Regions from separate parts of the Mus musculus genome. Here region 2 is linked to region 1. Evidence: chromatin loops called from intact Hi-C (ENCODE). Cell type or tissue: heart. All regions are shown on one strand.

Region 1 (8,000 bases):
GTTCCAGGACAGCCAGGGCTACACAGAGAAACCCTGTCTCAAAACACAAAAGCAAGAAGCTGGAGAGATGGCTCAATGGTTAAGAGCACTGACTGCTCTCTCAGAGGTCCTGAGTTCAATTCCCAGCAACTACAGGGTGGCTCACAACCATCTGTAATGGGGGTCCAATGCCCTCTTCTGACAGTGACAGTGTTTTCACATACCTAAAATAAGTAAATCTTTAAAAAAAGAAAAAAAAAGGGGGGGGGGAGCATCTGGCAGCTGCAAAGATGGTCCAGTGGTTAAGAGGACCTGAGTTCAGTTCTCAGCACCCACATGAAGTTTCAACTATCATCAGTAACTCCATGTCTAGGGGATCTGACACCCTCATCTGGCATCCCTGAACCATAGGCATGGACAGTGCAACCATACAAGCATAACACTCTTGCACAATATAAAACAAGCAAATATTGGTGGTGCATGCCTTTAACCACAGCCCTCAAGAGATGGAGGCAGGTAGATCTCAGAGTTTGAGGCTACGCTGGTCTACAGAGTGAGTTTCAGAATGGCCTGGGCTATACACAGAGACCCTGCCTTGAAAACCCCCAAAAAGCACTTGTTGGGTTCAGTTCTCAGCACCCACATGGTGGCTCACAACCATCTATAACGCCTGTTCCAGGGGATCCAGTGCCCTCTAATACCTCCACAGGCCCCAAGCACACACATAATGCACAGACATTCAGGCAAAACACCATACAGAAGATATGAAGACCCTTTTAAGATTGCATATAGGGGGCTAGAGAGATGGCTCAACAGTTAAGAGCACTGACTGCTCTTCCAGAGGTTCTGAGTTCAATTCCCAACAACCACATGGTGGCTAACAACCATCTGTAATGGGATCTGATGGTTTCTTCTGGTGTGTATGAAGACAAGGACAGTGTTTTCATATATATAAAATCTTTTTTTTTTTTTAAATCCATTAGATTAGCCAGGCAGTGGTGGTGCATACCTTTAATCCCAGCACTTGGGAGGCAGAGGCAGGTGGATTTATGAGTTCAAGGCCAGCCTGGTCTACAGAGTGAGTTCCCAGACAGCCAGGGCTACAGAGAAACCCTGTCTCAAAAAAAAAAAAAAAAAAAAAAAAAAACGGAAAAAAAAAAAAAAAAAAGGCCATTAGATTAAAAAGAAAGTTACATGTAGGATTGTACAAGTGATGGTGCATGCATGCCTTTAATCTCAGCACTCAGGAGACAGGAGGCACATGGATCTATGAGTTTGTAGCCAGCCTGGCCAGACCCACAGTCTACAGAATGAGTTCCAGGACAGCCAGCGCTACACAGAGAAACCCTATGGCATCTAAAAATTAAACTAACAAAACGAAATTACATCTCGGCACAGGAGTAGGCCTATCCTCCCAGTATTCAAAAGAGTGGCAGAAGGAGGCCATAATCTAGGCTATAAAGCTCAGAGCCAGCATTTCTACCCCAGACATGGGCACCGACACTCATTTCAACATTTGCAGAACATGGCCACTGTCCTGCCCCCCAACCCCCAAGCCCTCACCTCCTCCTCAACCGTGGCTGCAGTATCAGTGTCCCCCAGCCGACTCCTGCAGGGGAAGGCTCTCAGCACGGTCAGCACTGTGGGGTACCAACAAGAAGCCATCAGTCCTGCCCCAGTTACACCCTTGTCCACCCAGGCCCAGTACCCACTCTGATTGTTGATGTCCCAGCGACCACCAAGGTAGCCCACGACCTCACTCCGAGTCAGGTGACAGTGGAAGTCCTGGGGACAAAATAGGGAAGGCTGGCTGAGATTGCACTTCCTATCTCAATGCAGGAGTTAGCCTATGTGCATTTATCAAGCACCTACCATTTAACCTAAGGATGTAATTCACTGGTGAGCATGTAGGCACCTAGCATGTGCAAAGGCAGTGGGGTCCATTCCTAAATGAGCACGTATTATTTACTAATAGTAAGCCCTTACTGAGTGCTTTCTGTATATCTCTTCAGTGTCCCTCACCCAGGAAGGTCAGTGAGTTCCTTGTTCCTAGACATGGAAGGTGACCAGGCAAATTGACTTTAGCCACTTACCAAGAGGAACAGCACATTACTGGAAACGGCCACGTTGAATGGCTGGAACTTGTTGATGGCAGCAAAGGATGTTACTTCTACCAGAGTGTGGGGGTTCCTGGAGTAGTCAGGAGGGTCCCAGGGCTTTAGGAACTCAGGCTCTTTCCCACCTCCACCCGTCCTGAGTACTCTCAGCAGCCAAGGACTCCAGGCCCTGCCTTTGCTGGATCAAACCAACCAAGGATTCCAGGGAAGCCAGGACCAGGGCAGATGATGTAACTGACCTGGCGGAGTCTCGGCTGCCCAGCATGCAGTAACGGATGGGCACTGGCACCTTGTCCATACGCTTCCCTGGGGGTGTGGCCTCTGGAGAAAGGGATGGGGGGAGAGGAGAGGGGGAGGGAGAGAGAAGTCACTGTAAGCCCTCTGCTCTCTTCTCTTCGCATAGAAGCAAGGATGCCCAAGGGAGCCAGAGGAAGCAGGGCCAGCGAGATGGCTCAGCAGATCTTGCAACCAAGTGTGATGACCTGAGTTTGATTCCTAGACCCCACATGGTGGAAGAAGGGACCCAACTTCTGATCTACATGCCCCATCACAATAAATAGATAATACATGCCCTTAACCCTAGCACTCAGAGGATGCATCTCTGTGAGTTCTGAGCCAGTCAGGGCTACAATGAGAACCTGTCTCAGAGAGAGAGAGACAGAGACAGAGACAGACAGAAAGAGAGAGAGAGAGAGAGAGAGAGAGAGAGAGAGAGAATGAGAGAGAGAGAGAGAATATGAATATGAATCAGGATTCAGGATTCCCCAGGCCTAAGAAACATCAAAGCCATCTTCCCACATCATAGTGCCTCTGCCCTGGCCCCTCACCTGGCTCCAAGGAACCCTTCCCAGGGGGTCTGTGGCCTTTGTCCTCTGATGAGACCCCAGCCAGCACATCTTCTTCCTCCTCCTCCAACAGCAGTTCTTCCTCCTCCCCTTCACTGGTGGGACTCTGGTGGGAATGGAGTGTAGCAACAACATCAGCTGGGAGCTTCACTCAGTACAAACTGGAGCCCAGGCTTGAGCCCGAGGTGCCATTGCCTGGACCAACCGCCAGAGGGCGACGGTGAGCAGAGGTGTCCGAGGTGCGGATTCTCCCCACGCTTGGGATTCAGCCTGTCTTCTCCTGGCTGTACTACTTCGGGTGAGACTGACTGTCTCGGAGCCCTGTCTCTCCCCTGACAGTCTCCCTGCAGCAGTTCCCTCTGCCAATAGTATTCATGACCCCCACCTCCTTCAGGATCAAAGCCCAAGTCCTCCGGGCAGCCCAGGAGGCCCTCCTGGCCTTGCTTGCCCCTCCCTGCCTTCCTCCTTCCCGTGCTTCAGAATTCAGGCCGTCTTGCTGAATCACATCAGACTCTATCTTGCCCCACGGCCTTTGCAACCTCATCCCCACAGCGCAAGGTGGAAGGCACGTACTTCCTACCTCATCGGCCGTAGCTACAGGCATATGTAGCTGGTGCCGGCGAAGCCAGGCGGCCTTGTATTTGTCCAGCTTCTGGCCCTTGTACTTGACAGAGGCCCAGCCACAGCCAGATTTCTTGGCTGGGTTGACGAGCTTCTTGCAGTGTGTGGCCCAGGCGCTGGGTGAGTTGAAGACTTGTCCAGTTTCCTGCCACACGATCCTGCCATCCAGCTGCAGGTCCCCAGTAAACTTCCTGCCCTGCAGCGACAGAGGGGGCTGAAACACTTCAGTCCTAGTGATTCCTAACTCCTTTCTCCCTGAGGCTTGGCGTCCTTGTTCTTCTAAGGCTCCCAAGAGGTACTGTCACAGGAACTCCATCTTTCACACCAGTACTCCTGGCACTCCACACCCAGATGCACAACTTTAAAATTAAGTAATGGCAGCCAGAGCAGGCATAACGGCCCAGGCCTGTCAGCCCAACTACTGGGGAAGCTGAGGCAGGAAGCACACAACTTCAGAACCTGCTTGGAATACTTAATAAGACTGTTCTCAGAGGTAGAACTCCTGCCTAAAATTCCCAAGTGAGGGGTTGGTTGGGTGCAAGGTCAGGAATTGACCCCCTGCTTAGAATCCCGCAGTGAGGGGGCTGGGGGCATAGTCAGGGGTAAAGCTCCCTTCCATTCTTGGTATCACAAAGAGTTTTTTGGGCGATCATTTTAAATAACAGTACACAGTTTTGAAGCCATCATCTTCATAGAGAGCCTGGGAAGGAAGGCCTCATTTTACAGATGGGGAAGCCGCAATCACACAGATTGGTTGCCCGCGGACACACCCAGATGGCAGTGGTTATAGCTATGTGGCATTGTGATTAACACGGTTCCTCTGGGCTTCAGTTTCTCTTTATACGCTAGCAGTGGAGGACATGAACGGTCTCCGGGGGTCGCTCACCAGGTAGTAGATGGATAGCACCCCCTCACCGGGCTCCAGCAGCTCGTCTTTGAGCAGCACCCGAAGCGTGACCGCGCGCCTCGTGAGCGCGCCCCCTAGGGCCATCCCAGGCCCTGCCGTGCCGCCTCCGCTGCCACCGAGGCTGCCGCTGCGCCCTCCGCTACCCGTCCCGCGCTCGGGGTCCTCGGCCTCCGCGTCGTCCTCATCCTCCTCCGGCGCCTCCTCGGCCGTGGCCCCGGGAGACAGAGACTCGGGAGCTGCAGCGAAATAGCAACTGGCTGCAGAGGTCGCGTCCCGCTGCCCCGTCCCCGCCTGCGCGGACCATCCTACCTGCCATGGACGCTGTGTCCCGGCACAGCCTCCTCCGAGTGAACGGGCTCCTCCCCGCGCGGGGACACAGCAGTCTATTGGTTACTGAAAATGGGTGGGGAGGTTTGGCCCGCCGGGGGCGGAGGGGATACGGAGCGGTTGGGTTGTGCTTGCACTGGAGTTGGAGCGATCCGGTGCAATTTGGCGAAACTAAAGCTGGAGGTTGGGGGAGACCTGGAGAAGGAAACAGGCCCAGGACCTTCTCATTCAGGGACTAGAGATACCATACTCGAGGCCACCAGCTACTAGGTTGCAACTTTGATCCCTGAGCAGGAGTGGCTCAGCTTTCAGGAAAGAGATGGAAACCTTAGGTCTTGGGCCTGCCCACGCGCAGTTAAAGAAATGAGGGAAGACCTTGGGACACAAGGGAAACTGAAGCAGATGGTGAACTAGAGGGAAAAACAGACTCAGGACGCCGCCCCCCATCCCCTGCTCTCAGGGGGACTATACTCCCTTAGTGGGGCTGCATCCTGGAGCTCATGATTCCCTCAGCCTACAGCAGCGATGAAGGAAGCTGCTAGTGAGGCTAGTGCGCTAGCTAAAGGCAGAGCCCTTGATGGTTGGGAGCAGGGAAGAAACAGGTTTGTAAGAAATGTAGAGCCGCTTTAGGAAAGCAGCTGCGCGTTATAGCTGGATCGAAAGGTCTGAGCCTGGCCAGCTTTAGCCTTTCTAGGGTTAACTCAGCCCAATGGCAGTTCTCATCAGCCAATCACCAGGTGCCTCCAGCATCCAATCAGCGACAAGGGATGGTTCCCACTCAGCCAATCGGCGTTCACGTGTAATCAGCGAGCGGGAAGGGGCGGTGTTACTAGGCGCCCAAGGCCCTGGGCCTTTGTTCTCATCCTGATTTGTCCTTCATCACAGATTACCCCAACCCAGGGAGGTCTGAAAATCCGGGTGGCCTCAAACTGGGGAAAGAGGCAGGATGCTCTGGAAAGGTCTGAGTAATGAGAATCATTCTTTTTTTTTTTTAAGATTTGTTTATTTATTTATTATATGTAAGTACACTGTAGCTGTCCTCAGACACTCCAGAAGAGGGAGTCAGATCTCGTTATGGATGGTTGTGAGCCACCATGTGGTTGCTGGGATTTGAACTCCTGACCTTCGGAAGAACAGTCGGGTGCTCTTACCCACTGAGCCATCTCACCAGTCCGAGAACCACTCTTCCCTTAGCCCAGGCCACCAGACTTTGGGCTCCATAGTTTACCGCTTCCAAGTCCCGGCACAATATGCAGGTCTAACCATCTTGTAAACAGGCAAAGCCTTGAGAGAGGCTCCAAGTTCTGCTCACTGGACGTTTTCATCCTGTTTATCTTCCACCTCGATCCAAAAGGGACTTTTCTATGATGTAACTACTGCCACATCCTATCCTTGCGCTACAACAGTCCTTGGCTCCCGGCTAATTTTTCTTTTCCTTCCTTCCACTTGCAGTGATCCTCCTGCTCAGCCCCCTCCTGCTTACGTCATAGGCTTGCATCCCCACACCTAGCTCCCCTGTGGCCTTTGACACTTTGAAGCAACTACTGTGGCTTGACAATGTACAGAAACCTAAAGATAACATTGGTTGAAGATAAAGGAAGGTTGTGCCACTCACAGCCACTATCTGGGTCCCCATCTCCACCCTTTTACCTGTGTAAAGTCCAGGTGCCCTAGCTGGGAACTGAAGAAAATGAGTTCACAATCTGTTCTGCCTTTGCCTTTTGAAAATAGCATCTCGCAGGGCAGTGGTGGCCTGTGATCCTAGCACTTGGGAGGCAGAAGCCGGTGGATTTCTAAATTCAACGCCAGCCTGGTCTACAGAGTGAGTTCCAGGACAGCCAGGGCAATTCAGAGAAATCCTGTCTTGAACCTCCGCCACCCCCCACCCCCCCATCCCCAAAATAGCATCTCAGGCAGACCGCACTAGACTCAAGTTACTATGTAACTACGGCTGCTCCGGTCTCTTCCTCCCAAGTTCTGGGAAAACCCAAATGTACTACCACGCCTGGCCAAATTTACAATTACACACTGATCAATTGTACTGGAATTGACCTTAGAGCCTTGTCCTAGCCAGGAGCCAGGTACACTACCACCACAAGCCAGGCGCCCAGGCCCTCTCAAGACCGTTCTTAGTGGGGGGCCTGGGGGCGTGGTCAGGGCAGAACCTCAGCGCAGAATCACACTGGGAAGGGCTGTGTGTAACCGATAGAGCACTTACTCAGGTTGTGCAAAGGGCTTGAGTTGCTTCTACAGCGACAAGGGGAAAAAAAAAAAAAAAGTAGAAAGCTAAAGAAATAAACTGACTTGGTTTGCGGTTTGTTATAAAATTTCAAAGTACCAAAAGCAGTGAACGTCAGGCCTGCTGTCCCGCACCTGTCTGTCATTTCAGCACTTGAGAGGCTGAGGCAGTTAAAAATCAGCTTGGGGGGCTGGTGAGATGGCTCAGCGGTTAAGAGCACTGACTGTTCTTCCAGAGGTCCCGAGTTCAAATCCCAGCAACCACATGGTGGCTCACAACCATCTGTAATGAGATCTGAAGACAACTACAGTGTACTTACATATAATAGATAGATAAAATCTTTTTTAAAAAATCACTTGGGCTATGTATCGAGAGTCAAAAAACAAAAATCAAAACCACCACCACAGGGCTGGAGAGATGGCTCAATGGTTAAGAGCACTGGTTGCTCTTCCAAAGATCCCAAGTTCAATTCCCAGCAACCACATGGTGGCTCACAAGCATCTGTAATGGGATCCGACGCCCTCTTCTGGTGTGTCTGAGACAGTGAGTGTACACACACACACACACACACACACATAAATAAATAAATATTTTTTAAAAAACCCACTACCAAAACAAAAACCTAGACATGGTGGTGCACACCAGACATAGCAACACTCAGGAGACAGGAGGTTCAGATGTTCATTCTAAGCTACTTAACTGGAGGCCAGCAGGGCTACAGGAGACCATGTCTCAATGAAGCAAAAGAAAGAAAACTAAAATTAAATAACGGAAGTACTTAGATGTGAGTGTGATAAGGGCACTCTGGATACACAGGCTGGGAATGATATCAGTGTAGGGGTTGGTGATGTGTCCTAGTGGGAAAGGGCTCTTGGCACCAAACCTGATAACCTGAATTTAATCCCTGGGACCTACAAACTGTCCTCTGACCTCCACACCCATACACTCAGTAAATGTAACCAAAA
Region 2 (8,000 bases), 310 kb after region 1:
CTTCCCCCTTTTCTACTTTGTTCCCTACCAAACCTGTAAATGCCTCTTTGGTAAAGGCTTTGATATGATTTAGTTGAGCCTCCAGATCAATTTGATGGTTTTAGTATCACCAAAGGCCTTATATGGCCTGCAGTGGCCTTTTTTTGATATTAAAACATAGTAAATAAGATTGAAGATGATCAAATTTATAGATGAAATGACTGCTACTTGGGGAAAGTCTGGGATGGTTCTGTGCAAGTGAAAAAAACAAGTATCAACGCCAATTTTCTACCTATATGAACTTTTTAAGTTATGCGCATGTGTGTGTTTGAGTTGGGGTGGGGCCTGTGCAGCTGAGTTGAGATGCCAGTGGAAGCAGGCGGAGGGTGCAGTTGTAAGAGCCACCATGGGGAACTTGAGTGCTAGTAAGTTTACAGTTAACTGTAATTCAAAATATTTGGAGGTAACATGCATACAAATAAACCTTGTCTGTTTTGTTTTCAGGGTTGGGGTAAATCTGTAAAGGGATTTTCCACAGAGCAATGTCTTCGGTAAGGTGATATTTAATTTCATTTAGTATATACAGTGACATGAATCCATACACTTACCCATCTGCTTCATAACTTGATCTACTTTATAGTTTGATGTCCAACTAGCCTACTTTTTATTTGAATTTTTCTCTAGTGACAATAAAATAGAAAACTGATACCTGTACTTTTTTTTATAAGATGATGTTATATTATAGTCATATATTTACCTAATATTTGATTGTTTTGTTATCTTCATTATGTATAATATCTCCTCATAAGCTCTACAGACATAAGAAGAAAAAAAAGCTTTGTGAAGACATTTCAGTTTTTATTATTTTAAGCCACAGGCAAATTAATTTCTTCTGTTTTTTGCCAGCTTGTATTACAATCAGTTTTTATGCACCGTGATTTAACAGATTATATCCATAAAACCCTTTATATTTGTGATACTTTCTTTTAGAACCAATTTTTGCTTTTTATAAAAGTTTGGTGTCACATTATGAACTAACCAGTACCCCGGAGCTCTTGACTCTAGCTGCATATGTATCAAAAGATGGCCTAGTCGGCCATCACTGGAAAGAGAGGCCCATTGGACACGCAAACTTTATATGCCCCAGTACAGGGGAACGCCAGGGCCAAAAAGTGGGAGTGGGTGGGTAGGGGATTGGGGGGGGTGGGTATGGGGAATTTTGGGATAGCATTGGAAATGTAAATGAGCTAAATACCTAATAAAAAATGGAAAAAAAAAGAAATGTATTTCACTTGACAGCTCACAAATATATGGATCTGTTTTTTAATCTGCTCTTTGCTAACATGTATGTTAACAATTGGTGGAAAGCCGATTGCAGTTTCAGACCTCATAGCTCTGTTCCAAATGGTTTGTCTGAGGAACTGAGAGATCAGGAGCAGAGATGAGCTGTTAGCTAAAAAAAAAAAAAAAAAAAAAAAAAAAAAGTTTGGTGTCTAATGCAGCAGACAGAAAGCTCCTGTACTCACAGCTGAGTAAACCTGCAAAGAAAGCAATGTGTTGATAATGTAATGGTACTCATGTTTATTGCTTATTTATTTGCATTTCCGTGTATGTGTGTACGCCTGCTTCAGTTTTTGGGCACCACTTTTGTGCAGGTGCTCACAGAGGCCAGAGGCATTGGATCTCATGGAACTAAGGTTATAAATGTTTTGTGAGCCACTCAGTATGGGTGCTAGAAACCAAGCCATGGTCCTCTGCAAGTAAGTGGCCTTTAACCACTGTGTGTAGCTGGGAAGTACATGCAGATGCCAACAACAGATGTTCCGGTGTCTTTCTGTCTCTCTCTCCACCATATATTCTGAGGCATGCTGTCTCATCAAACTCAGAGCTCGCTAATTCTTGTTCTGCTGGTCAGCTTGCTCCCAAGATCCTCTGACTCTGTCTCCAGAGCATTGTAAGTGCAGGGTAGCTGCACACCTACCTAGCATTGACCACGGTACTCGAGCCTCACACAGTCATGGCCAGTGCTTCCTGCTGACCATCTCTCCAGCCCTGTAGCCCCGATTTTCACATTTTAGGCAGATATTGTCTTGCTTTTTATCCACTGCTGTAAATTATATTTCACTGAATATAAGATTTACTGATGGGGTTTTTGTTTGTTTGTGAGGTCTGGTTGTGGTTGTTGTATTGTTCAGTTGGTTCTGGGCATTAAACCTAGGCTCTTGCAAATGACAGTCAATGCTGTCTCTGGGCTACTTCTTTAGTCCCTAGTCCTTGGATACACATGTCCTCACTCTATAACAAGCTTTGTCTTAAGCCTGCAAGACATAATAAAAGCCTTTCATGTCTTTGCAAAATATAGATAGGGGATGCATATACTGAGTGTTTTTTGAAGATGTTATCAGATTATCTTTAGTGTATTATCATAGTTTATAATAGAAAGCCTCCAGCTGCCACATGAATATGTTTTAGTGTATTTAAAAGTGATTTCCTAGATCTCTGTGATCTAATGCTGCAGAGGTTGATCATTTGTGACAGTTATTAAAAAACAAACAAAGTCACCCAAACCAAAAAACTCTTAGCTTAACTGTGCTGGCACATGCTGTGGTCCTAGCATGCCATTACTCAAGAGAATTAGGCAGTAGGATCACATACTGGGTCTCTCAAGGAGACTGTGCCTCAAACCAGAAAACAAAATCTTACTTGGTAGCAACACTGGTCACATTTAAGATCTGTTTGCAAGGTTATTCTGGGCAGGAATATTCTTGTTCTTATACTATTAACCATAAAACAATGAAATGCCCCAGTTAGCACCATCACAAAAGGGAGTATGAGCTCATGTTATCAGCCTAGAACATGGGAAGCTGCTATAAAAAGTGTATGTTTTTGTTACAGATATGAGACATAGCTTTTTGCATCACCTCAACAGATCGCTTGCAGATCCCTGATGTAAAGTTATGTCCAAGTGCTTTTAAGTACAGTTTGCTCTGTGGATTTTGTTTTGTTCCATGCTACCACCTACCAGTGATACACATTCGCTAATCATTCCCCTTACCTAGCCCTGTTAATTCTTCCCTCTATATGTTTGTCTCTTAAGTTCAAAATGGTTTCAGTGCCTCCTACCTTCTATAGACTACTCTTAGGGACCCCACGTTGTACTGTCATCAAGGAAGACAGATTGACTACTTGTTTACTTGGAATTATTGAGTGAATTTATGTGTAATAGTTACAGATAATTTTTATTGAAGGGTACATTAACCTAACTTGTAAGAGAATTGAGTATATATAAAAATCAATGTATTATTTTATATTGAAAATAGTAACTTACCTATTAAATGGGTAGTGACTAATTTTTGTGGAATGACAAATTAATAATTTAAAAGTGTTTTTGTTGTTTGTGCATTTGAGTAAATAGTGGTTCATATCCCTAAGCTCTGCTAGCTCTCCCACTCATCACAGTGTCAGGGACATGCTTGTTAACGTTAGAATACTGGATGCATTCTCAGAGCTTCGGCCAGGGCTTTTCTTTCTGTTTCTTTTCCTGAGCTCCATGGTAATTGATGGGCTCCAGGTCCTTGAGAGCACAGAGCTGTGGTCGCCCCCTGGGCTTCCAGAGATGCCCTCACTCATCTCCGTCAGGAAGACTCTTAGAGCTGTAACGTTGATGACACACAGAGTTGAAAGGATTGTCTTCCAGCTTGCCAGCTTCTAAATTTTAATGGATTTTTTTATACTTTCTTGTTAAAGAAGTATAATTAGTATTTAAGCTGTTATAGGCTGATGCATTGATTTCAATAGATGAACTAGTTGTTATCAATAGTATAATCTTCTGAAGCTGTACATTGTTTTTTTTTTATATTTTAAACCACGTATTTTATTGAAAATACTTAATTTGACTAATTTAAAAAATATGAATAAAATGCCAAACTTTTTCACATAAATTATCATTTTGGTTTTGCCTACTCTAACACCCTTTTTCTTTATGACTAATTTTGAGAGTAAGGGCTGTGCTGCCCCCTGGTGGTCAGTCACTTAGAACACAGCTAAGTCTGTGAATCTGCCCATGTGTATGTAATTCCTGAGTGAATGACTTGAGTGAATGATTTTGGTCTTCAGGAAACACATTCCCCCACTGACATTTAGCCAAGCTCAACAAAATGGCTCTTCCTAAGTTTTCCTTTTCTTTTCTGTGTGTTTGTTTGTTTCTGGTTTTCATTTTTAGACATGGTCTTATGTAGCCCAGGCTAGCCTGGAACTCACCATATAGCCAAGGGTGGATGGGAACTTCAGGTTCTCCTACATGTACCTTTCTCCAGTGCTGACTATAGGTGAGCCACCAAACCTGGCTTTAGGGGGTGCTAGTGAGAGAACCAGGGCTTTCTGTATGCTTGACAGCACTTCACCAGATAAGCTACATCACCGACTTTAAAGACAAAAGCCTGTCAATATATAAAAGGATGGTGAGACATCAGTCTGCCACGGCAGCTTTGCCAGTGCCAGGTTTGCCACTGATTTTCTTCTTTTCCTCTCTGGTTTTGTTTTTGGTTTTTTTGGAGACAGGGTCTCATTAAGTAGCCTTGGATGGCCTAGAAGTCACTATTGTAGACCAGGGTGGCCATGGCCATGAGTCACAGAGATCCACCTGCCTGTACCATGAATTTGCAGCAATCCTCCTGCTTCAGATTCCCAAGTGCTGGGATTATAGGTGTGAGCTATCATGCCCTTAACACCATCTTTATTAAAATTGATGCCACTACTCTGGAAAACTCCATGTCCGCTTTTTGGGAACAGGAGACCTTGCCTCAGGTTTCCAGAAGCCAACCCTGAAAGGAGACAGTGGCACAGCCTAAGCTCATTCTCCAGACCAAACACTGTAGACTTGAGGTTCTTCAGTTCTCCCCGTGTCTTAGGAGCTCTCCTGTTGCTGTCACGGACTTCACACAGCATGGCCAGGTCCTGATTTCCATGGGTGCTGTTCATAGTTGCCTTATAGAGCATTTGCTCCAGGTCTCTCAGCTTCTGTCGGAGAACCTTAATGTCTGGCTTGAAGCCTTCTACTTCCAGGATTGTTCAATGCTCCACAGCATTATAGGTCTTTGTCATTATCTGTAAGCGCTTACCCATCTTGTGATCCTTGAAGATCTCTCTCCTTCCTCCTCCTTCCTCCCGAATTCGAACAAGTTCTTCTTCTAGAGAAATGTACTGTTCTTGGTACGTGTTGGATAGCTTTTTCTCTTGTATTAGCTTATCCTTAGGAGAATTAGTATATTCATTTTGAGCATGATGACTCTCGTGTAAAATGGGAACTACTTTTCCAAGTTTGTTTTCTTTCTTCTTACAGTGTGCTCTATACTGCATAATCTTTGACATCAGGTGATCTTTCTCAAGCATCCATACCTTCTCTTTATTTTGGTTTTCAAATTTTAGTTGTAGAAAGTCCTTGGTGTTCTCGTAGAGCAGTTCTTGGGTATTATGGAGAGACTTGGTCAGCTCCTTAATTTTCTCTTGGTTTCTCTGGTGCTGAACTTGGATATCCTCGACTCTGATCCATGAGCCCTTCCCTTCAACTTGCTCTCTAGAAAGCTTCATCTGCTCTCCCAGCTGCACCTGAAATGCTTCCACCTGCAGGAGGAGTGTCTCTGTGTCCCTCTGGTTGCGCTCAGAAATGTCCTCTTTGTCCTTTATTCTTACTTGTCTTCTGCTTACTCCAGGGTCTGCTTTAGAAGCAGAAGGCTCACACACATCTGCAGCCCGGAGAGTCTTCAGGAGAATGCTGACTTTGTGGGGAGGCTCCTTATGAAAATAGGTCACCTGACCAGCTCCTGGCCCCACAAGAGCTAACAGCTTCTGAATCTTTTTCTTGGCTTCCAGTTCTCTGATTCTTAGTCAGTCTTTTTCTGAGTAGAGTTGTAAAACGTGTTCCCTTTCCTGGAAGAGGCAGACCTGCATATTAGGGCTTTCTGCAATTCCGCAATCTCTTCCTCCCTCTGCTGCAAGTTCCACTCACGTTTATGCTGCTCTTCGCAAGCGTCTCTGTAGAGATTAGCTTCTTCAGCAGGTCTTCATTCTCTGACTCACAATTAGCCATTTTCTTCTGATAGTACTCTAGAAGCTCCTGAGAAGGGCAAAGGACAGCCAGTTGATCCTCGACTGAAGGCAGAGGAGTTGACTCCATTGAGTCTGCCATTTTCTTCCACCTGTTGATATCACCAAAGCCGTTGCCAGCACCATGTTTGGAGGCAATTGATATTAGGTTTAGAGGTTCAGTCCATTATCATCAAGGTAGGAACATGGCAGCATCCAGGCAGGCATGGTGCAGGAGGAGCTGAGAGTTCTACATTTTCGTCTGAAGGCTGCTAGCAGAATGCTGAAGCTGTACATTGTTATCTATTGTCACTACCTCTTCCCCAGGAAGTCATTTTCTTCAGGATAAATCTTCTAAAGTGAAATAATATAAGCTTGGTAATTTACAGGTGTTATCATAATATTGAAAAATGTAAATCACCTGCTAAATTCTGCTAAATTCACCAGCTATTCTTTCTTTCTTTAGGCCCCAGTAGCACCTTCTACATACACACCCCTAAATCTACTTAAGGAAGGCACTGTTGTCAATGTCTGTGGTGTTGTGAAGTTCTTTAAGCCTCCGTACTTAAGCAAAGGAACAGGTAAGTATTGAGATGTCGGGTGTTTTATGGACAAGAGCTCTGTTGGAACTCAGGACCACAACTCCTTTTGTGACCTGGGTCTCAGAACACTTTCAATCCTGATTTTCAGATGCCAAGCAATACCGATGTGTGTTCTTTAGTCATTTTAATTTATGAAGTGAATGTAGTCGTTAGATTTCTGAGTTTTGCTCAACACAATACAAGTAAAATTTTGGAAAGATGTTAAGTTACATGGAAACATAAGTATTAAGTTTGTGTATGAAGGTAAATATGTCACCAAATACTAAACATTCCAGTACTGTAACAGTCGCACATCAGTCATTTTCAAGTCTGGCACAAAAATGAAAAACAGGAAGAAAAAACAAAAACCCAGGTAAGTATAGCATGCATTAATGGATACAATGTGTAGACTGTTTCAAGATGATAAGGTGTGTTGGGAGAGGAAGTGAAAGAGTATTTTTGTGTGATGAAATAATTCACCTGCTGACCATCTCCTCAGCCCCTGCATCATCTCCTTCCAGTCCCTGCCCTGACTTCCATCAGTGAGACTGTAAGCTATGTGGTGAAATAAACTCGTCCTTCCCCAAGTTGCTTTTGACCATGGTGTTTTATCACAGCACTAGATCCCCAACTATAAGACATTCCCTACCCTGATTTCTTCAGTAGGAGGGCATATGTTCCGATGCACTTTTTCTTTGATAAGTATGTTGTAAGTGTCAATATCCCTTTATTCTTCCTTCATACTTGAGAATCTGCACACTATTGCAAAGCATTGAACAAAATAGAAAACAAGGAGAATCAAATGGTTTTGAATTTCTCTGACTGTATTGGTAATATCCCACCACAAATGGGGCTATTAGTCCTTTTCTCGTTCATTATAAAACTACTGGACTGTGTCCTGCTAATTCTCTCATCTTAGGAGTGACAGACAGCATAGGTGCATTGCATCTGGCTGTCAATATTTTCAGAAAGGGGATATTTTAGATCATATCTTCTTTTACTGTGGAAAATACTATTTCTTTAGAACTTCATTGCTTTCTTTTTTTTTAGATGTTTGTTTATTTCCTTTTTTTGCTTTGTTTTCCTTATTCACTGTTATGCATTCATTTAAAAATGTCTACATTAATTTATTTTGTGGGGTATTTGATGAGGATAGACTTCTTTCTACTTTCTTGACTTTAAAGTGATTAAAAAGTTATTACTTCTCTAGAAAATCAGTATAGAATATTTATATTTATTTCCTTTTATATTTTAAGGTTGATTTTTGCAGTGTGATAGTTCTATCTTTTTATTAAAAGACAATAATAGGGAAGAGTAATATTTCTCTGGCATTCTTAAGTAAGCATATTCTATTTT

Evidence for each region. Hi-C counts contacts between places; a loop is a spot of excess contacts. Peaks named below come from ENCODE experiments on the same cell type or tissue, not always from the same donor. Only the 100,000 strongest peaks of a DNase experiment are listed, where the experiment ranks them.
Region 2: a loop joins it to region 1, with 4 times the contacts of the local background. A loop is called at or near these places in 5 of 42 quality-filtered maps.

What each region holds. Positions count from the first base shown.
Region 1 is chr17:56,006,035-56,014,034 of GRCm38, reverse strand. It overlaps Stap2 (signal transducing adaptor family member 2), which reads left to right and starts at 5,899. Exons shown (of 14, transcript NM_145934.3): 1 at 5,899-6,618. It overlaps Mpnd (MPN domain containing), which reads right to left and starts at 4,834. Exons shown (of 13, transcript NM_026530.5): 1 at 4,779-4,834; 2 at 4,449-4,705; 3 at 3,522-3,758; 4 at 2,924-3,047; 5 at 2,336-2,417; 6 at 2,073-2,169; 7 at 1,692-1,764; 8 at 1,543-1,619. The coding sequence starts at 4,785. In heart, CTCF peaks have their summits at 3,146 (motif pointing right), 4,362, 4,564 and 5,777; DNase peaks (open chromatin) are centred at 3,194, 3,904, 4,844 and 5,554; H3K4me3 peaks cover 3,577 bases; H3K27ac peaks cover 3,098 bases.
Region 2 is chr17:55,698,636-55,706,635 of GRCm38, reverse strand. It overlaps Pot1b (protection of telomeres 1B), which reads left to right. Exons shown (of 17, transcript NM_028370.2): 3 at 484-530; 4 at 6,530-6,644. The coding sequence starts at 522. It also overlaps the pseudogene Gm18648. Among named protein-coding and RNA genes, the nearest start is that of Pot1b, 10 kb to the left of the region's middle. In heart, a CTCF peak has its summit at 4,003 (motif pointing left); no DNase peak of the experiment used is centred here.